Linked DNA regions of Homo sapiens: region 1 is linked to region 2. A link is an interaction called in ENCODE POLR2A ChIA-PET data of the cell type or tissue named here. Cell type or tissue: Caco-2. All regions are shown on one strand. Links, peaks and the distances in the headings refer to the core of each region. The heading gives the core; the rest is flanking DNA. Region 1 overlaps PDSS2 (decaprenyl diphosphate synthase subunit 2). Region 2 overlaps PDSS2 (decaprenyl diphosphate synthase subunit 2).

The links. ChIA-PET counts read pairs that join two places held together with the same protein. Peaks named below come from ENCODE experiments on the same cell type or tissue, not always from the same donor. Only the 100,000 strongest peaks of a DNase experiment are listed, where the experiment ranks them.
Region 1: POLR2A ChIA-PET joins it to region 2 with 5 read pairs; 3 of 35 experiments call an interaction of 5 or more read pairs at or near these places.

The regions. Positions count from the first base shown.
Region 1 is chr6:107,326,981-107,337,840 of GRCh38, reverse strand. It overlaps PDSS2 (decaprenyl diphosphate synthase subunit 2), which reads left to right. Exons shown (of 8, transcript NM_020381.4): 2 at 3,509-3,643. Among named protein-coding and RNA genes, the nearest start is that of PDSS2, 130 kb to the left of the region's middle. In Caco-2, for the core only: no CTCF peak of the experiment used is centred there; a DNase peak (open chromatin) is centred at 5,650.
Region 2 is chr6:107,198,705-107,209,564 of GRCh38, reverse strand. All of the region lies in intron 6 of PDSS2 (decaprenyl diphosphate synthase subunit 2), which reads left to right. Among named protein-coding and RNA genes, the nearest start is that of BEND3, 89 kb to the right of the region's middle. In Caco-2, for the core only: no CTCF peak of the experiment used is centred there; no DNase peak of the experiment used is centred there.

The sequences.
Region 1 (10,860 bases), core at 3,969-7,968, 130 kb before region 2:
TGATAATAATGATTAGGGGGTGGGAAGAATTCCTTAACTTTTGTTATTTGAGGAGGTAGAAAACTAAATAACATAGGAGATTATATATGCTAGTAGAGTGGGGAAGACTTTTTGAGAGTTACAAGGAGAAAGAGAGTAGAAGAAAGAAAATGTTAAGAGTTGAGAAAAAAATAAGATCACAAAAAAGTAACAAGGAAAGAAAATGTAATTTACTGATTACTTGATCACCAACCATGTGCTTCCACAGTGTTATGTACTTTGACCTATGTTGTCTCTTCCATACAATGACTATGAAAAGTAGACATTGTTACCCTCATTTTATACAAGAGGTCATAGCCTTAGAGTCACACTCACAGCTAGTAAATAACAGAAGACTTTTTCAGACCTAGGCTTGTCTGGTTCTAAAGCCAACTGTTCTAATTTGATGTAGCAAATGGTTTTGTACAAAGGAAGCAGATGGAGCATCACTACATAGCATAATGTTTAAAAGTGTATGTAGACTCTAGAGCCTGTTGGCCTGGGATCAAATCCTGGCTCTGTCATGGTTCTGCCACCTACCAGGTATGGTACCTTAGACAAGTTACTTGATTTCTCTCTGTGCCTCATTCCCCATCTGTAAAATCAGGATAATTGTAGTACCCTCCTCTTAGCATTGTGAATTAATTTAGTTAATATATAGTAAAACATGTAGAACAGTTTCTGACATATAGAAAGCAATGTATAAACCACAATATAAGTGTTTGCTGCTGCTATTATTATTATTTGTGTGTGTGTGTGTGTGTGTGTGTGTGTGTGTGTGTGGTATGTGAAAGGTCCTATTTCTGAGAAGTTTGAAGATATTGTTAAAACTGTTGTCAGGGCTGTTAAATCTGTGTGATTTGGTCAGACTTGTCTCAAGGTTCACCTCTTAGAGTTCTTGCTGAATCATATCCTTAATCCCTGACCAGGCCCAGCCCCGAACACACACACACACACACACACACACACACACACACACACACACACACACACACACCACACACCTCTTTTTCTTTTCCTTTTCTAGAATTGAAAGCCAATTCAGACCTTCTCTTTATTATAAAAGAAAGGAAGAATAAAGATTCACTATAGGTAATACATAAATAAGAATCTAGTAGCCTAAGTTAAAAGTTGTAATTCAAAGCAAAAAAAAATTTAAAAAGCTCTTCTTTTAACATTTTTGTGTTCTGTAATAGGATGCCTCTTAACCGCCGTAAAATTCAGGTTCATAGGATTTAAGCAGATTGTTACATGACAGTAAAGAGTTTGGGACATTTCTGATGATTATTTGTTTCTGTTGTGATGTAACTGTATTACTTTAACTTCCTTTTCCTAGGAAATTAGAATTTCTTTTTAAAAATCAGTTTAAACCCTTTTATCTTGATGAAGATTGCCTACTTGGTTAAGGACAGAATATAAGCAGAGAAAGCTATAGCTGTTACTTTGCAGAGAACCTAATGATTTGTCTTATTTTGAAACTAATGAAAGGTAAAAGGGGCCCCTTTTAAAAATTTCTGTTTGGAGACTGGAGGGGCAAAGATTTTCCTTTTTTTTTTTTTTTTTTTCTGAGACGGAATCTCGCTCTGTCACCCAAGCTGGGAGTGCAGTGGCTCGATCTCAATTCACTGCAACCTCTACCTCCTGGATTCAAGCGATTCTCCTGCCTCAGCCCCCTGAGTAGCTGAGATTACAGGTACCTGCCACCACGCCTGGGTAATTTTTGTATTTTTAGTAGAGACGGAGTTTCGCCATGTTGGCCGGGCTGGTCTCGAACCCCTGACCTCAGGTGATGCCCCACCCCCCACCCCCCCCACCCCGGGCATGAGCCACCATACCCAACCAAGATTTTTCTTAAGTAATGGACTAATTCATTATTTTTGGCTATGTTACCTTAATTAACTTAAATTGATTCTTTGTTCAAAAACTCAACAAGGAAGCCTTGATAATTCAGTCAAGTATTATAACACTAATTTTTGTTTTCTTACTGCATTCGAGAGCTATATTTGTATATTATTTATATATGCTGTAATCTATTTGATTAGTGCTCATGAGCATTGTTCTCAATATGACTTTACTGTAATATATTGCCCATAGTTTTCTAATTTTTTAAAACAATGCCATTTAGTTCTTGAATGACAACCATTTGTAATACTTTAAAAAGAAAATGTATTCCTGGGAAGTATTTCTAGCCTCAGGTATAGCAGAAATTATAAAAATTCAGTCCTCATGTCAAAAGATATGCCACATTCTAAGTTAAAGCCTTGTTGTTGCCTAGAATTATAATGTTTGTAAGTAATAAGCAACATTTTTGCTGATGGCATTCACTTTCATTTACTTATCAAATTTCTGCGTCTTTTGAATTTGGTTTAATCCTTTCATTCTCTGAGCTCCTTCTCTACCTGTGAAAACAAATCATTTTTTACTACTGTTTACCACCGTCATCACCAAATAGTATCACTTCATCCAAGCAATGTGATTTATATGTCAGTTTCTTTCAACTGTCACAAACCGGTTTAAAACTATGGGTTCTTCTTGTTACCAGAGCAAATGATTAAGATTGTGAGATAGGGTATAGACAGCGGGGAGACCCAGAAAGAGGAGAGAGCAAATGAGGAAGCCTCAAATGTGAGATTGTCACTTTTTTTTTTTTTTTTTTTTTTTGGAAACAGAGTCTCAATCCGTCTCCCCATCTGGAGTGCAGTGGCGCCATCATGGCTCACTGCAGCCTCAGCACCCCCCCAACCCTGGGCTCAAATCATTCTCCGTCGTCAGCCTCCTGAGTAGCTGAGACTACAGGCACATGCCACCATGCCCAGCTTATTTTTCTATTTTTTGTAAGGACGGGGTTTCACCATCTTGTCTGGGATGGTCTCAAGCTCCTAGGCTCATCTGACCACCTTGGCCCCCCAAAGCACTGGGATTACAGACCTGAGCCACTGCCACCAGCGAGATTGTCGCTTTTAAAACTGGCCATGGGCTGGGCATGGTGGGTCACGCCTGTAATCCCAGCACTTTGGGAGGCTAAGGCAGAAAGATTGCTTGTGTCCAGGAGTTCAAGACCAGTCTGGGCAACATAGCAAGACTCTGACTCTACGTTTTTTTTTTTTTTTTTTAATTAGCTGAGCATCGTGGTGCATACCTAAAGTTCCAGCTACTAGGGAGACTGAGGTGGGAGGATCGCTTAGGACCGGGAGGTTGAGGCTGCAGTGAGTTGAGATTGTGCCACTGCACTCAGCCTGGGTGACAGAGCAAAACCCTGTCTCAAAAACAACAACAACAACAACAACAACAACAACGCAGCCGTAGATTTCTCTAGTTGTTTCCTGAACTCATGGCATCCTCACATTAATTTTCCTCCCTGACCCTGTTTCTTTTCAGTAAGTCTCATTGTCCAGTTTTAGAAGTGTGGGCATCTTTGTAGCAGTTTTCTAAGTTATCTGATGATCTCGTGAGGGTATATTAATCCTCTTCCTTCTTTGCTTGTTGGCAGGGGGCTTGTACATGACAGCTGGAATAGCCTCCAGTTGAGGGGCTTGGTGGTGCTCCTTATCTCTAAAGCAGCTGGGCCCAGCAGCGTGAACACTTCATGTCAGAACTATGACATGGTCAGTGGGATCTACTCATGGTAAGAAGAATTTAGTCTTTTGACATTGCTCTCTACATCGTGTTTTCTTTTACTGGACAGAGGTCAGTGGAAATCACCATTCTTTGTCATTCTCTGATTCAAAGATAGATTAAAATATAAGGTTAAAAATGGATTTTTATTGTTCATAATAAGTGATAGTCTTGGCCAACTCTACACATAACTCTGGTAAATTTCTTCACACATTTGTGTGAAATACTTTCCTTTCTACTTTGGGCATTTAAAATTTTCTGTTCATCACTTCTCCCTCCCCTTATTATGTATTGTTGTGTCTCTGTAGAGACCTCTGTGCCACTTAGTTCAGGATCTATGATTTTTAAATCTACTCAAAATGACACCTTGTTGGCCGGGCACAGTGGCTCACACCTGTAATTCTAGCACTTTAGGAGGCCAAGCCTGGTGGATCACTTGAGACCAAGAGTTTGAGACCAGCCTGGACAACATGGTGAGCCCTCATCTCTACAAAAAATTTAAAAATTAGCTAGTTGTGGTGGTATGTGCCTGTAGTCCCTGTTACTCAGGAGACTAAAGCAGGAGGATTGCTTGAGGCCAGGGAGGTTAAGCCTGCAGTAAGCCCTAATCGTGTCACTGCCCTCCAGCCTGGGTAACAGAGCAAGACTCTATCTCAAAATAAAATAAGATAAAATAATACCTCATTGTATAAAGATTGATGCTACTGTCATTTTAAGAGCTGTAGTCTACTTTTTTACTGGTTATTGGATTAAAAAATTTTTACATCTCATGTATTTAGATTAAAAAACAAATTTGTAAGTATGTATTACTCATTTTTTGCTGCATATAAAATAAACTTAAAATTTTCAGTTTTGTTTAAAAAAATCACTGGATATATTTTTAGTAACAGTATGTCAGCAATAATTTTACTTAATTCTAGCAATATGCTTGGCACTGTATTAAAAGCCTGTATAGATGTAACAATCAACAGGTAGACTTTGGCATATGAAATTAAAACCAGCCTAACAATATGGGTGATAAAGAAATTTTCCTCACAAGAAGAAGCATTTCTAGGAACTTTGACTTATGGCTAATTGACCTTGTTGATTTACTTTAAAAATAAATCTATTTTTTTTAAATTTTATTTCTAGTGGTCTTGTCCATAAATGTTTTCTGTTCCATAATATTTAGGGATTACTGTTGCTTGCCAGCCAGAAATTCAATGATCCTTCCTCATTAGCAAGCAAGCGAAATGATTACTGTTGTGACTACAAATGCCCATTCCTCCAGCCAATATAATTTTTTGTAAACCTTTTACCATTCATCCATACAAATACCCTTCACTATAAGGGATGTCTTGTGATCACCTATTCACTCTGAAATGGTTCATATTTGTTTAGTGCTTTTAGGTTACTAAGCATTTTTATGACAGCTATTCCATTTGGTTCTTATAATAATGCCATAGTAAGAGTTGTTAAGCTTATTTTACTCAAGAAAACAGATTCAAAAATTTTGAGGCTTTTTCTGGTGACACAACTGGTAATGGGGAGAGTTGAAGCTCTAACTGTAGTTCTCATGTTCCCTCCAAACCTCATTGTTGGTTTTTTTTTTCTTGATTACATTCTACCTTTCTAATCTATTTCAAAATATATATGTATTTCAGTTATAGATCAGACTAGCATTAAATTAGTATGTTAAAAAAAGTCATCTTGTAAGCATATCTTTAAAAACTTTTAAATGGAAAACTCTTTGGCACATCTTTAGTACATCTACATCCTTTCCCAAAACCTGCTTGAGTTAGAGCTCAAAAGTTTACCTTACAGGCCAGGTGTGATGGCTGATGCCCATAATCCCAGCACTTTGGGAGGCTGAGGCAGATGGATAATGTGAGTCCAGGAGTTCAAGACCAGCCTGGGCAACATGGAGAAACCCAGTCGCTACAAAAAATATAAAAAATTAGCCAGACATGGTGGCATGTGCCTGTAGTCCCAGCTATTCAGGAGGCTGAGGTGGAAGGATCGCTTGAGCCTTGGAGTCAGAGGTTGCAGTGAGCTAAGATTGCGCCATTGCATTCCAACCTGGGCAACAGAATGAGACCCTGTCTCAAAAAAAAAAAAAAAAGTTTACCTTATAAATTTTGTAGAAAACTCTTGGCTAAGTTTAGTTGAGATAACTAGAGAAAATATATAAAAATTTAGAGTGAGTACTAACTACCTGTTAGTCCCTGGAAAGCAAATGGACCTCACATTGCCTTGTATCCCATATATCTCTGTTTTCGGTTAGGAATTCCATTGATTTTCAGTCTGCTGACTTTGACCCTTTCTTATTAGTCATCTGCTTGTATATTTGGATAACCACACATACAGATAATGAGCACCTACTATTTTTTTTATCTCTAATCCTAAAATAATCCTTGCAAAATACTACTTGATACATAGTAAATATTCAATAAATATTTGTTACATAAGTAAGTTATTCCTATTTTACAGAAGAGATTGCTAATACTCAGGTTGACTTATCTGAAATATTTTAGCTAGAAAGTGATAGAGTTGGGATTGAAATCCCATTTTTATCTCAAAGTGTATACTCTTTCTACTCAGCAGGAGCTATTAATCTGTATGCACATGGTGCACTGTGATGTAACCTTGTGTTTCTAATTCTTGTCTAGCCTCTAGGAAACAATTTCATTGCTTTTGGTCCTTCACATAACATGTTGGCAGATGGTCATTATAATCCAAGCAATTTGACTAAAAGAACTTTGGAAAAGAGTAGGGGTACGTTGTGAACATGAAACCTTTCCAAATAACATAAATGGGCTTTATACTCAAGTGTATAGAATCCACAGTTACATTTAGGGAATAATCCTGGCATGTAAACCCAGGCTATTTTCTATAATCAAACTTCATCTAGTAGGTCATTGGGGGTGTTTGGGTGTTTTACACACTTGTTAATGTGAAAAAGTAATTTGGTATAGTGCTATGAGAAACCATTAATTTGTTTCTCTACCCCTGAAGTCATTTGTTTAGCTCTTGCTTCCTTAATTGTTCAAGTGTAACTTTTGCTGGAGTCTTGTATCTATAATGCTACAGTGAATTATTTAACATTTGAGGGAAGTACTAATTTGGGAGCTTTTTAATTCACCTCCAAACTACTGGGATTTACCTTGTTGGTATTTTTTCTCTCATAAAACTTGACTTTGATATCAGATAACGGGACCTGAGTAAATTACCTGAAGGACCAAATGGGAGTTAGGTGATCTCTTTTGTTTGGCCTAAGGATATAATTGGTGCTGTGGATGTCTAGTGAACTAATCATATAACAGCCAGGAGAGGCAGAATTTAGGCTAAAATGTAATAACTACATTTTGAAAATCGGGCAAGAAAGCCACATTTATAAAAATGTACTGTAAACATTCGCCATAGCCTTTTGCCAACAAGACTGTGAACTTTAGGTTTATTCCACTAACCTTGACTTTTAAAAAATTGGTTGCAAAGCCAGTCAAGTATTACTAAATTTACAGTTATCCCTAGCTACAATCAAGAAAATGTTTACAACTTCCCATTCTATTAGTAATAGCATAGTTTTATTTTGTGTACAAAAGATAGTTTATTACAATATATAATGCATATTAAAAACTATAGATTTTTCTCATGATATGATTATTAAGTTTACAGAAATTCACGTGAATATTTTGGCTGATGGTTCCACTTTCTCGGTTGTTTTATCAAGAACTGACTCAATCTTCTCTTCTAACTAGTAGTTAAAAGCAGACCACAGACTGAACATATTTGCACTCTACTTTCATTTCCTGAAGTTTCCCAGCACCTTAACTGGTAGAAGAGACTGAAGCAAGTATGCCAAACGCACTTTCTTTTCTTCTTGAGTACCCGGCTAGACTACATTTCTCAGCTTCCCATGCAGGTGGCTGGCCATGTGACTGAGATCTAGCCAATAGAGTAGGAGTAGAAGTGATATTTACTATTTCCTGGCCATAAAAATGTTGCATCTGTAATACTCCTTAAGCAGATGATCTGGGAAGTGACCCATTCAAGATGAAAGTTGCCTGTGTCCCTGAATCACTCTTGAAGGAAAGTCACCTGCCCATCAGGAACATCCATACAGACTAGATGTATGAGAAGAAAAATCTATTTGTTAAGCCACTTAAATTTTAGGGTTTATCTGTTGACAGCAGCAAATGTTACCTTTTTCCTTTTTTTTTTTTTTTTTGAGACAGAGTCTCGCTCTATCACCTAGGCTGGAGTGAAGTGATGCAGTCTCGGCTCACTGAAGCCACTGCCTCCCAGTTTCAAGCAATTCTCCTGCCTGAGCTACCCAAGTAGCTGGGATTACAGGCGCCCGCCACTGCACCCTGCTTCTATACCTCACAAAGACGTGGGGTATAGAAGTACCTAGCAGGGCCCAGAACAGTACCAACATTGTAATTAATAGGCACTCAGTACATAACTGTTACATGATTGTATGAATTTATGGAAAAGAGACTAGCTTCATTATGTATGCAGGTATTATGGATTGAATTTTACCCTCCCAAAATTCATGTGTTGAAGTCCTAACCCCTAGTACCTCACAATGTGACCTTATTAGGAGAAAGGATCTTTACAGAGCTAATCAAGTCAAAATGAGGTCATTAGAATAGGCCCTAACTCAATATAACTGGCATCCTTATAAAAAGGGGAAATTTGGACATAGATATGCATATACAGGGAGAATGCCCTGTGAACTGAAGGCAGCCATCTACAGGCCAGCCTCACAGCCCTAGAAACTCATATATGAGAAGCAGGGAATGAAGATGAGGTGGAAAGGAAAGGTTGAAGTCACACTGTGAAGGGCCTGAGGAATTAGGGCGATATCCTGGATAAATTGTGGGGAGTTCAAGAGGCAGCAGAGTGGACTTGGAATCTGGAAGCTGACTGCACCACCTGCTAGCCGCACCTCAGTATGTACTTCACAGAATGGTTTTCAGAATTAAACGAGTGAGTAGAATACTGCATGGCATAGTAAGCATTCTGTAAGTGTTTGCTCTTATTCTTAGCTATTATCAAAAAGGTGTTTAAGCAAAAGGGGTCATGTTACTGTATCTGTGCTATGGAACATAATTAGCTGACGCTTAGAAGGTGACCCTGAGAGGTGAGGTCCAAGATAGAGAGTCAGCCAGGGAATTAGTGAAGTCGTCTAGGCAAAAGCTGAGAGGGAAAGCAGAGACATGGAGAGGGGTTGGAGCTGTTGCCCATAGCAAGCAGTTAAAAATTGGCTGAGCCAGACCTGAACCCACTGGGTCCTTTGATTTCATGCCTTTTTCTTGTTAGCATTTACCAATTTTTCTTCCAGAGCTTAAGTTGTAACTAGGTGTTCAGTGGGACAAAAGGTTCTGGGATCAAATAAGTGTGGGCATGCCAGGTTAAACAGAGTTAGAGAGATTCCTTCATTTGAGAATTCTTAGGAGTTAGGTACGGATTTATGTATCATGACTCTGAGATATTGTTTCCCAGTCATTTGACTACAGAACCCATTGGTCCCTGTCAGTAGTAGTACACCTTGTGGAAAGCGGCAAAAGTTTGGTAAATGTTTCTCTGTATCAGCATGCCTAACTTTGAATCCTAATGAGAACTCTGTGAGGCAGAAATAACAGTTTCAGGCTGGGCACGGTGGCTCACACCTGTAAACCCAGCACTTTGGGAGGCTGAGGTGGGTGGATCATTTGAGGTCAGGAGTTCGAGACCAGCCTGGCCAACGTGGTGAAACCCCATCTCTACTAAAATAAAAAAGAAAAGAAAAGAAAACAGTTTCACCAATGAGAAAACTGAGACTCAGGTGAAGTAACTTTCCGAGGTCCCACATTAAGTAGTCAAGTAGAGGAAGAAATATGTATATTGGTTATAAATTGTCTGGGTTCAAATCCTTGTTTCATCACTTACTAGCTGTGTGACCCCAGACAAGTTAGATAACCTCTCTGTGCCTCATGTCTATTAAGTGGATTAAATAAGTTAATACATCGAGAACCCTTAGAACAGTGCCTCATACATAGAATATGCTTCCAAATGTGGTTTATTATTGCCATTCCAGACCCCAGTCATGCTGCTTCATGGTCTTTATTAGATTTCCCACTCCTTCAGAGTAGGCACTTAGCTTTGTATACCTTTACAACTCACCAATGCCTTGGACATAGTATTCATTTAAATCTCTATCTGGATGACTGGATCTTCTGTATAACATAAGTGTTTTAGACTGACGCAAACATTTGAAACACATGTTTTACAGTGTAAGTCTTACAGAGTAGTTTAACATGGACGATGACTTAAAGGGATGGCAGTTTATTATGTCCTTTGCAACCTGTAGTTCAGGATGTGAGCTATAACCAGATTCTAAAGCATTCTTCATGAAACAATCTTAATTTTTAAGCTAGTTATTATGTGAAGCAATATAATATATTTAAAGAAGGAAAAGAAAAGTGTTGACCGGGCACCATGGCTCATGCCTGTAATCCCAGCACTTTGGGAGGCCGAGGCAGGTGGATCACAAGGTCAGGAGTTCAAGACCAGCCTGGCCAAGGCGGTGAAACCCTGTCTCTACTAAAAATACAAAAAAATTAGCTGGGCATGATGGTGGGCGCCTGTAATCCCTGCTATTCAGGAGACTGAGGCAGAGAATTGCTTGAACCTGGGAGGTGGAGGTTGCAGTGAGCCAGGTTCGTGCCACTGCACCCCAGCCTGCCTGGCCCTGTCCAGGGAAATTTTTTAAGTCTCATCAAAAGTTTATTTTATTTTTCCTTCATATTTCAACCAATTCCTTTTTCTACTACACTTTCTTTGCCCACCTCTGTTATCTGCAGCTTCAATTCTGGTATCTATAAGTCTTGAAGTTTTACTGATAGGTTTTAGACTCTCCTGAGTTTGTGTTACCCTTAACTCCATTTCCTCTAAGCAGCAGTGGGTAGAGAATATGCTGCTGCTGGGGACCCAGTGCAATGATGATGTTCCCACTGCTTCAGAATTGCAGCATAGGGACCTGCTGGACCACATCCAACTGCGAGACACACCTGCCAATCTGAGGAAAAAAACACTGAATTGAATTAAAGATCTGCAGTGTCCTGGGACACACATATTCATTTATAGAAGTGTAGCCACCTTCTTTTTACCCACCTTGCTCTGTCTCTAATCTGTTTGCTATAGAGATCAATTCAGGTACAAGTAGAATATGCAAGAATGAAAAAACATTAAATGAGTAATTGA
Region 2 (10,860 bases), core at 865-4,864:
AAGCTTAGAGCCTAAGTGAGTATCTGCGTTCTGAAAGATTTCCCTCCTCCCAACCCTTATTGATTCTCAAAATGCTGGCTGCCAACTTAAAATTCCTCATATTCACCAAGTAGAAAACTGGAGGATTTCTTTCTGAAGAAACTGTCAAACTCAGGAGAAAAAGCCTTGCAGATGTGGATATTTGGGGCCTCCTCAGTAAACATGGCATATCCCTGAGCAGTCCTCCTACAGCAAGACCCACCACTTGACAAGCCTCAGAGGATCTAAGTGCCCAGAATATCTGCTGCCTTACTCTGAAGCAGAATAGGAAAAGAGGACCACTGGGCATTTGAGAAAAGCTGCTTCCACGAAACAGCAAGTCAAAAACAAACTGATAAAAAGGGAACTTAGCGGAAATAGAGACAATGCAATCAAAGGCAGATGTTTTTCAAAGCACTATAATCAATATACTTGACAAGGAAGGATATTAAATCCATGGTATAATAATAGATGATCCATTAAAAAGGACAATTCAAGAATAAAAATTAGAATTATAAAATATAAAAATATGATTGCAGAATTTTTTAATCAGAAGAATGGAAGATACAAATGAAAAAATCTCCCAGAAAAGTGGACAAAAAAGATGATTTTTTAAAAAAAGAAAAAAAATAAGAAAACTAAGGACTCTTTCAGGAAACCTTGTATCTATTAAGAGTCACAGGCCAGGCTGGGCACAGTGGCTCACACCTGTAATCCCAACACTTTGGGAGGCCAAGGCAAGTGGATCGCCTGAGGTCAGGAGTTCGAGACCAGCCTGGCCAACATGGTGAAACGCTGTCTCTGCTAAAAATACAAAAATTAGCTGGGCGTGGTGGTGCACACCTATAAGGCAGAGGCTGCAGTGAGCGAGATTGCGCCATTGCACTCTAGCCTGAGCGACAAGAGCTAAACTCCGTCCCCAAAAAAAAAAAAAAAAGTCACAGGCCAGGTGTGGTGGCTCATGTCTGTAATCCCAGTAATCTGAGCACTTGGGAGGCCAAGGGGGTGGATCACTTGAGGTCAGGAACTCAAGACCAGCCTGGCCAACATGGTAAAACCCTGTCTCTACTGAAAATACAAAAAGTAGCTGGGTGTGGTGGTGCACGCCTGTAATCTCAGCTTCTCAGGTGGCTGAGGCACAAGAATCACTTGAACCTGGGAGGTAGAGGTTGCAGTGAGCCAAGATGGAGCCACTGCACTCCAGTCTGAGCGACACAGTGAGACTGTCTTTAAAAAAAAAAAAAAAAAAAAAAAAAAAAAAGGCCAGGCATGGTGGCTTACACCTGTAATCCCAGCACTTTGGGAGGCCGAGGCAGGTGGATCACCAGAGGTCAGGAGTTCGAGACCAGCCTGACCAACATGGTGAAACCCCGTCTCTACTAAATACAAAAAATTAGCCAGGCTTGGTGACTCATGTCTCTAATCCCAGCTACTCGGGAGGCTGAGGCAGGAGAATCCCTTGAACCCAGGATGCAGAGGTTGCATTGAGCCAAGATTGCGCCACCGTACTCCAGCCTGGGCAACAAGAGTGAAACTCTGTTTCATAAAAAAAAAAAAAAAAAAAAAAACAAGTCATAGACAGAGAAAACTAAAAACAGAGGTAAGAAAATTAACACATTTTTAAAAATAAAAATAATGGCTGGACATGGTGGCTCATGCCTGTAATCCCAGCACTTTGAGAAGCCGAGGTGGGCAGATCACTTGAGGTCAGGAGTTTGAGACCAGCCTGGCCAACATGGCGAAACCCCATCTCTATTAAAAATACAAAAGTTAGCCAGGCATGGTGGCCCGGGCCTGTAATCCCAGCTACTCAGGAGGCTGAGGCCCTAGAATCACTTGAACACTGGAGGCAGAGGTTGCAGTGAGCTGATTGCACAACTGCACTCCATCCTGGCCAGCAGAGTGAGACTCTGTCTCACAAAAAAAAAAAAAAAAAAAGACACTTTACTGAGTTTATTTTAATCTTCTAAATTGTAATGTACATTTTTATGTAAAGCTTTATAAGATAACCATCTTGTTCTGTGAATGCCTCCTAGTCAGAAATAGGGAACACAATTTGCATAACACCTAGGAGAGACATTCCACCCTAAATCTCAAGGAGGTTGCTTATTAATCCTGAAATTAGTTCTCTTTCTGATTTTTTCATGTTATTTACCCTCCTGGATATCTTTGAGATCCTTTCCTTCCCTCCCCTAAAGCCCTCTCCTTCAGTTTTGAATTTGATTGCAAGATCCTTAACAATAATAGCAAACTCAGGCCGGGTGTGGTGGCTCATGCCTGTAATCCCAGCACTTTGGGAGGCCGAGGCAGGCGGATCACGAGGTCAGGAAATCGAGACCATCCTGGCTAACATGGTGAAACCCCGTCTCTAGTAAAAATACAAAAAATTAGTCGGGCACAGTGGCGGGCGCCTGTAGTCCCAGCTACTCGGGAGGCTAAGGCAGGAGAATCACTTGAACCCAGGAAGCGGAGGTTGCAGTCAGCTGAGATCGCGCCACTGCACTCGAGCCTGGGCGATAGAACAAGACTCCGTCTAAAAAAAAAAAAAAACAATAATAGCAAATTCATCTTTGAATTACCCATACTACCTGCCACAGTGGCTTACTTGGAGTAATTACCAAATTAATATTTGTCAAAAAGTGAGTGTGGTGTGGTCTTGCAGGTTGAGACTGTTTGGTGGCAGCCCGGTTTTGTTAGAGTTAAGTTGGTATAACAGAAATGGCCCACAGAGGACCAGGATTTGGAAGGTCAGATCAAGATTGTCCAGCCCTTATGAGCTGCATGCAGCCCAGAACAGTTTTGAAAGTGGCCCAACACAAATTCATAAACTTTCTTCAAACATTATGAAGGTTTTTTTGCAATTTTTTTTTTTTAGCTCATCAGCTACCATTAGTGTTCATGTGTTTTATGTGTGGCCCAAGACAATTCTTCTTCCAGTGTGGTCCAGGGAAGCAAAAAGATTGGACACTCCTGGTCTAGATTCTAATTTGGACTCTGCTAGCATCTAAGTAAACTTAATCACATTCTCTCATATCCCCATTATTCTTTTCTGTAAAATGATGGCATTAAACTAGATCTTTTCCAAAGTCCCTTTCAGCTCTAAAATAAATCCAAGAACTAGTTCTCTTAGACAAGAGATGCATTATAAGAAAAATATTTATCTCTATTAGAAACAGGCCGGGCATGGTGGCTCACACCTGTAATCCCAGCACTTTGGGAGGCCGAGGTGGGCGGATCACTTGAGGTCAGCAGTTCCAGACCAGCCTGTCCAACATGGTGAAACCCGGTCTGTACTAAAAATACAAAAATTAGCTGGGCGTGGTGGCGCATGCCTGTAATCCCAGCTACTCGGGAGGCTGAGACAGGAGAATCACTTGAGCCCAGGAGGCAGAGGTTGCAGTGAGCCAAGATCGCACCAGTGCACTCCAGCCTGGGTGACAGACTGAGATTCTGTCCCCCGCAAAAAAAGAAACTTTTACAAGTTTTAACACTGAGAAACAGAAAAATCTTGCTGTCAATGATGGAAGTCACCTGTGATTTCTTATTACCACATTTAAAATTACTTCTTTACTCTGCCCAGGCAGGTTTGTGTCTCATCTACTGTTTTGATTTCCTGCTTGGAAAGACTGAGAATTATTGACTAGACAAGGAAGCCAGGAGGTGACATACTCTCGATACCCGTTCAGCACCATTGTGAAGCTAGGAGCAAGAGCACCCCTGGGATTTTCCTTATCAGGCTGTGCCACCTCTTCTCCAGCAGCTCCTTTCTCCTGAAAAATCTTAGGATTAGGTAGCCCTCTTCCATCACAACTATAGGCCTATGGATGCATGTGCATGTTGACACACACGCACACAACCACACTCTTTCACAAAAGGCAGTTAAGACCGGAAACAGCTGAAAAACATTTGCTGAGCATTTTCTCCATACTAAATTCTACAGATCTCTCCCTGCCTTAATTTTAAATTTAAATTTGTAGCTGCTGAGAAATAATGATCAGGAAAAAATACTGTTAGTGAATGGGTTATTCACCCTGGGGAGGTGAAGTCATTACTCAGTTATCATTTTGATTCCTAATAAAAGAAAGTAGAATCCTTCAGAGCACCACAGAGCTCTGACTCTCTCAGGGAGTCCAGGGGCTATTGCAGGTCAGCAAGCTTTATTTTTAATGATCCTTCTAGTTTTCTGCTGCCACTATAAGTCACCTGAAGAAATAAGAATTATGGTTAGATTTTCTTGGCTATTCCTAATAGTACTGAAATGTCACTTGGGCTTGTGACATTCTGACACTGTCATGAAATACCTTAAGTGTACTACAAATTACCATTGCTAAGCTGTAACTCGCTTGTCCCTAGATAGCTTACTATTGCTCCTTATTCAGAAAGTAAAACAAAGACTGCTAGGCAAGACTGGTGTGCGTGAAAATAACACATGCCTATTCTTAAACAAAAGAGAAAATGCACATGCAGATTCCTCATTAATAACACATGTGATACTCTTCTAGTTCTTTAAGACATTTTTAGTGGTTTCAAAAGGAATAATATTAATATCATCCTCTATCATAGAAGGTATACAATGTAGGCATTTGAAAGAACTATATGCATGACCACAAAGACTATGAAATGGCTCTAGATATCTCCTAAATTAAAATATTTCTTAAGGCTTTCTGTTGCACTTAAGGAAACAAAGTGCTTGACTACAGGAGATACAGAAATAAGTTGCCTAAAGGTTGTCTATGGCCCAGTAGAGAGGAGATAAGATAAATACATAAATATAGAAACATAAGGAATACTGTGATTCATGCCACTTGGGGAGCATAGAGGAAAGACAATTGATGTTCAGTTGGAAAAGTCAAGAAAGAGGTTTATGAAGTCGGTATTAATAATATGTGAGATAGTCCTTAAAGAAGATTGGATAGCAAAGATGAGAATGGGGGCTTCCTAGGCAAAGGAAACCATGAAAAAGTGATACAGGTGCAGGCATGCAATGTTGTCAAATTAAAAAAAAGTGTCTTAATTTGGGTGGAATGTGAAAAACATAGGGTAGTATCAGGGACAGATGAAGAATTGCTCTGAAATAGTAATAACTATATTTAAAAGACTGGTTTATGTAAAAATATGTACATGAATGTTCAGATCAGCAATATTCACAATATCCAAAAGGTAGAAATAGCCCAGTGTCTATCAACTGATAAATGGAGAAGCAAAATGTGGTATATCCATACAATGGAATATTACTCAGCCATGGAAAGGAATGAGGTATTGATACATGCTGCAACATGTATGGGCCTTTAAAACATTATATTATAAGCAGTGCGCGGTGGCTTATGCCTGTAATCCCAGCACTTTGGGAAGCCGAGGGGGGCGGATCACGAGGTCAGGAGATCGAGACCATCCTGGCCAACATGGTGAAACCCCATCTCTACTAAAAATACAGAAATTTGCCGGGTGTGGTAATAGGCACCCGTAGTCCCAGCTACTTGGGAGGCTGAGGCAGGAGAATCACTTGAACCCGGGAGGCGGAGGTTGCAGTGAGCCTCGATCATGCTACTGCACTCCAGCGTGGGGACAGAGTGAGACTCTGTCTCAAAAAAAAAAAAAATTATAATAAGTGAAAGAAGCCAGATGCAAAAGGCCACATATCATATGATTCCATTTATGTGAAACATCCAGAGTAGACAAATCATAGAGACAGAAAAAAGACTGGTGGTTGCCCAGGGTTGGGGAGAGGCGAAGCGGGAGAGACTGTTTAATGGGTACAGGTCTCCTTCTGGGGTAATAAAAATGTTCGGCACTTGTTAGTGGTGATGATTGCATAACATTGTGAATGTACTAAATGCCACTGAATTATACTGTTTTAAATGATTAAAATGATTAATTTTATGTTATGTAAATTTTACCTAAATTTTTAAAAGACTTTGGGATGTTTGCCTATGGCAAACCAACTTGATGAAGAAGTCATGAAGCAGACATTGAAAGTTTTTGAGCCTGATATGATCAAGGTCTGAGCTGCGAGGGAGGTAAATCTGGCTATATTATATACGATGAAAGGAACAAAGAGATACTAAAAGCAAGGAGATCAATTAAGAAGTTTTTGGAAACCCATTGATAAGCACAAGAGAAAAGCCCAATCAGAGTGTTGGCAATGAGAATGGGAAGATAAGGAGGTTAAGCGTAAAACTCATTTCAGAGAAAATATATGGGACTAGAAAACTGATCTGATAGGGAGAGGCTGACAGGTGTGGACTGGGGAGTGGCACTCAGAGGCTAAAACAAGGATTTTGGACTAGGATAACAGAAAAAATTAAGCCATTAATAGAAATAGGAAAGTTAAGTGGAAAGACTGGTTTAACTTAGGTTCTTGACATGGTGAGTTTGAAGTACTCCATCAAGGTTGATGGCCGTTGCCTTGGGAACTTGCTGCTGGAGGAAGCAACTAAATTCTACTATTAGCCTGATTTCCTTAATCATGGCCTTTCTGAGACCTGAGTCGATTTTTTTTCCTGGTCACACTGTGCAATTTAAAATTTCATGTTTCTTCCAGATTCCAAGAGAGCAGCATAGCAAGAAAAACAGGTTACAAAGAAATAACAAGACCTCTGAGCAGAGAGAGATTTGTTATGTAGATAATACAAGTAGTATCTCCTCGCCTTACTCTAGTATATCTAGTATCTCCTTGCCTCTCTCCTTTCTAAAATTGGACACCATAGCCTTCTACATCTGCTGTTGCTTCTTTTTCTCCAGTGAACCAAAGGAACAGAATATGAGAAAATTAATTCCTTAGACATCCACGCTTGCCTCTAAAAGTCGATTAGCTTTCCCAGTTGAAAGAGATGGTAAAATCAGGTACCCAAGCAAAGCAGTCCAGGTGTGAATGGTGTTAACTTCCTTGCACATGCCTTCTGCGCTCTCTTATTCATAGAGAATGACCAAGATAGCAGAGAAAAGGCCTGCCCTGTTCCTTTATATTCTGCTATCTTTCCAGCTCTGTAACTAGAAAGCCGAGCAACACAAGGCCTGCTTCTACCAAACCAATACTCAGTGGGCTGCTCTAACTTCCGGGCTAGCAGATGTAGTAGATTTCTGATTTGTGACCCTTCTTTCTGTTATCCCCATACACTACACACTGTTTTGTTTTGTTTTGTTTTGTTTTGTTTGTTTTTTTTTTGCAGAGATGGCCAGCCTGAACTGTATTTTAAATAGCATTATAGGGCTGGGTGCAGTGGCTCATGCCTGTAATCCCAGCACTTTGGGAGGCCAAGGCGGGAGGATTGCTTGAGGCCAGGAGTTCAAGACCAGCTAGGCAACATAGCAAGATCCCATCTCTACTAAAAACTTTTAAAAGTAGCCAGGTGTGGTGGTGTGTACCTGTAATCCCAGCTATTCAGGAGGCTGAGGCTAGAGAATCTCTTGAGTCCAGGAGGTCAAGGCTACAGTGAACCATGATTGTGCCACTGCACTCTAGCCTGGGCAACAGAGGGAGACCCTGTCAGACAAACAAATAAGTAATTAACTATTATAGTAAATGTCAGTGTTCTTAGGGACAAATGCTGAAGTATCTAGGGGTGAGCATCCTTATGTCTAAAACTTACTCTCAAATAATAAATGGTCATGGAGAGAAAGGGGGAAAACAGAAGTGGTAAGGTGTTAGCAACTGTTGAATCTAAGTGGAGGGAAAATGAGTGTTCATTGTATTCTTTCAACTAAAAAGTTTGCGGGGGAAGGTAGTTTTCCTTGAAGATTTAAAAAGGAAATCTTTAAAAATGGCAGTTATTCTAAAATATAGCCTGTAACATTTGGGAAGAATAACCTGATAAGTAGAGATGATTAGTCTCTAGCAATTTCTGGACTCCCTGCTGTGGAATATTAGTTTTCTGCTTTTAGAAAAAGGTGTCCCCATATCCAGCTTTCAACTCCAGATAACAGTAGTTGGAAATTGGAAACAGTTCATTTATGTCATCCAATCCTTCTTTGTTACCTGACTTATAAAAAAACGTTTGTTTCTTAAAGTAAAAGACCACATTGTACATCCATTACTTACCAACAGGGAATCTGTCTGCCTTTAGTCTACAGAGACTGGTATATAAACCTTTGGAATTAATTCCTTTGTGCATCCTCTCAATCAGAGTGCTGGCTTTTTTTTTTTTTTTTTTTTTTTTGCTTTTGTATGGAATATTGTTTTACAGTGTTCACTATAGCTGTCCGAGGAGGCCTCCAGTGTCATGAGCACAGGCACACTATCTTGTCTATTTTCACATTTTTAAAAGATAAAACAAGGTTCAAACCACACATTCTCTGTGAACTGCTAAAGATTTGGAAAAAATTACTTTCTTTTCTCTTGACCTGGATTGACAAGAAGCACACCTACAGGAGGCAAAAAGATGAGTGAATCCCTTTTAAAGACCCTAGTAATGAAGCCCTCAGGGAATTGCTGTGTATGGTAGAATTTACAGCGGCTTCTGGGGACGAACAGTGTGGCAGGAAGAGGTTCAGGACTGCTGGCTGTTGAAATATAGATTCCATTTATTTTATATCAGCCTATTTTGGGCCCCTGTGAGAAAGTTATTTTAATAATATCTTGCTCTGGCTGGCCGCAGTGACTCATGCCTGTAATCCCAACGCTTTGGGAGGCTGAGGTGGGCGGATCACCTGAGGACAGGAGTTTGAGACTACCTGGCTAACACGACAAAACCCCGTTATACTAAAAATACAAAAATTATCCAGGCATGGTGGTGGGCACCTATAATCCCAGCTACTAGGGAGGCTGAGGTAGGAGAATCGCCTGAACCTGAGAGGTGGAGGTTGCAGTGAGCCGAAATCACGCTATTCCACTCCAGCCTGGGGAACAGAGTGAGACTCCATCTCAATAATAATAATAATAATATCTTGCTCTGCTAGAAATACACATGATAAGTGGCAGGTGTCAGAACAAAAAGGGAAAAGTTGCAGTCCATTCTCCTCGAGACTTATGGAGTTTACATAGTTGTTCTCTTTCAGCCTTTGAAGTAAACCCTGATGCACATAGAAGCACAAATTAAAAAAGACATTAGACATAGGCCAGACCAATGATCCTCAAACAAATCAGAATCACAGGGGTAGGCTATGGAGAATCTGCATTTTTCGCAAGCTACCCAGGTGATTCCAATACATCCAGCCCAGCATTTGTGAGAGCCCAGCATCTGGGAACTTCTGGTCTGGTCTGGTGTTCTACAGATCAAGAAATGAAGGCCTATACAAAAATGTAAAAATTATTCAAGTTATTAACCAATGAAGGACTAGAAACCATATTTTCTGGCTCCCAACATATCCATCTTCCCAGGTCACAATGCCTCTTGAAGTGTTCACAATTAAGATCTTAGGCCTTTTGCTGTAATCAGTAGACAAGGCCTTTAATCCCTGAAATTTTGAGGTGTATGTCTTGAAATCTCTCTGGAGATCTGTTAACTTCCATTCTAAGGTCTTTTCCTTTAGACGCACTGCTTTTAAGGTTGAAGCACTTAATTACACTAATTCTTCTCTGTCCTAGCCTTTTGTTGGTTAATTTTCATGAAATCATTGAATTTGTTTTCTACAGATGGAAGCTTAGGTTCCCTTCTTTAGTGTATTTATAAATAGAAGGTGGGTGAGAAAATGAAAATATGCCATTGTTCTATATGGGTAAAAATTACATGTAAGGCATCAGCTAAGGGCTCTACATTACCTGCATACTAGCTCACAAACAAAAACATCCAGCTTTCCTAGAACTAGGAGTGAGTAAAATTCGTTTTTCCTGTACATTCCCTGAATAAGTAGTACATAACCAATACATATAAAGAAAAAGCTTCATCCATTTATTCATTCACTCAGACACTGATCTCAACTTGGGATACAGTTGTGAGCAAGAGAAAATTTCCTTGCTTTCATGGAGCTTGGGAGATTGTAGACGAAGCATATCTAAAACAGTATTGTGTAGGTAGGTGCAGTGGCCCATGCCTGTAATCCCAGCAGTTTGGGAGGCCAAGGCAGGAGGATCAGTTGCATCCAGGAGTTCGAGACCAGCCTGAGCAACATAGTGAGACCCCATCTCTATAAAAAATTAAAAATTAACCAGGCATGGTGGTACATACCTGTAGCCCCAGCTACTCAGGAGGCTGAGGCAGGAGGATCACTTGAACCTGAGAGGTTGAGGCTGCCGTGAACTGTGATTACAGCACTGCACTCAGCCTGGGTGACAGACAGAGTAAGACCCTGTTTAATCAACCAATCAAACAGTCAGTCAATCACAATACTTTGTAACCTCCTAGAATATAAATTCCAAGAGGTCACACATTTTGATCTGTTCTGTTCATGCCTGTGTCTGTAGTGCCTAAGCAGTGTCTGACTCATAGTAGGTGCTGAATGAGTATTTGTTAAATGAATGAGCAACCAAGAGGTGTAATAGAAACTATCGCTTCTCCCAAATTAACTATCTTACAAAAAGAATAAGGATAGTATTTAATGAGAAATATCATTTATGTAGGAATCTAAATCATTTATTTGTATCTAACTTGACATATTTTTATTTATTTATTTTTTGAGACAGGGTCTCATTCTGTCACCCAGGCTGGAATGCAGTGGTGCAATCACAGCTCACTGCAGCCTTGACCTCCTGGACTTAATCAATTTGCCCACCTCAGCCTCCTAAGTAGCTGGGATTACAGGTGCGCGCCACCATGCCTGGCTGATTTTTGCTGTGTTGTTGTTGTTGTTGTTGTTGTTGTTGTTGTTGTTATTGTTTGTAGAGACAGGTTTCTCACCATGTTGCCCAAGCTGATCTCAAACTCTTGTGCTCATGTGATCTGCCCGCCTTGGTCTCCCAAAGTGTTG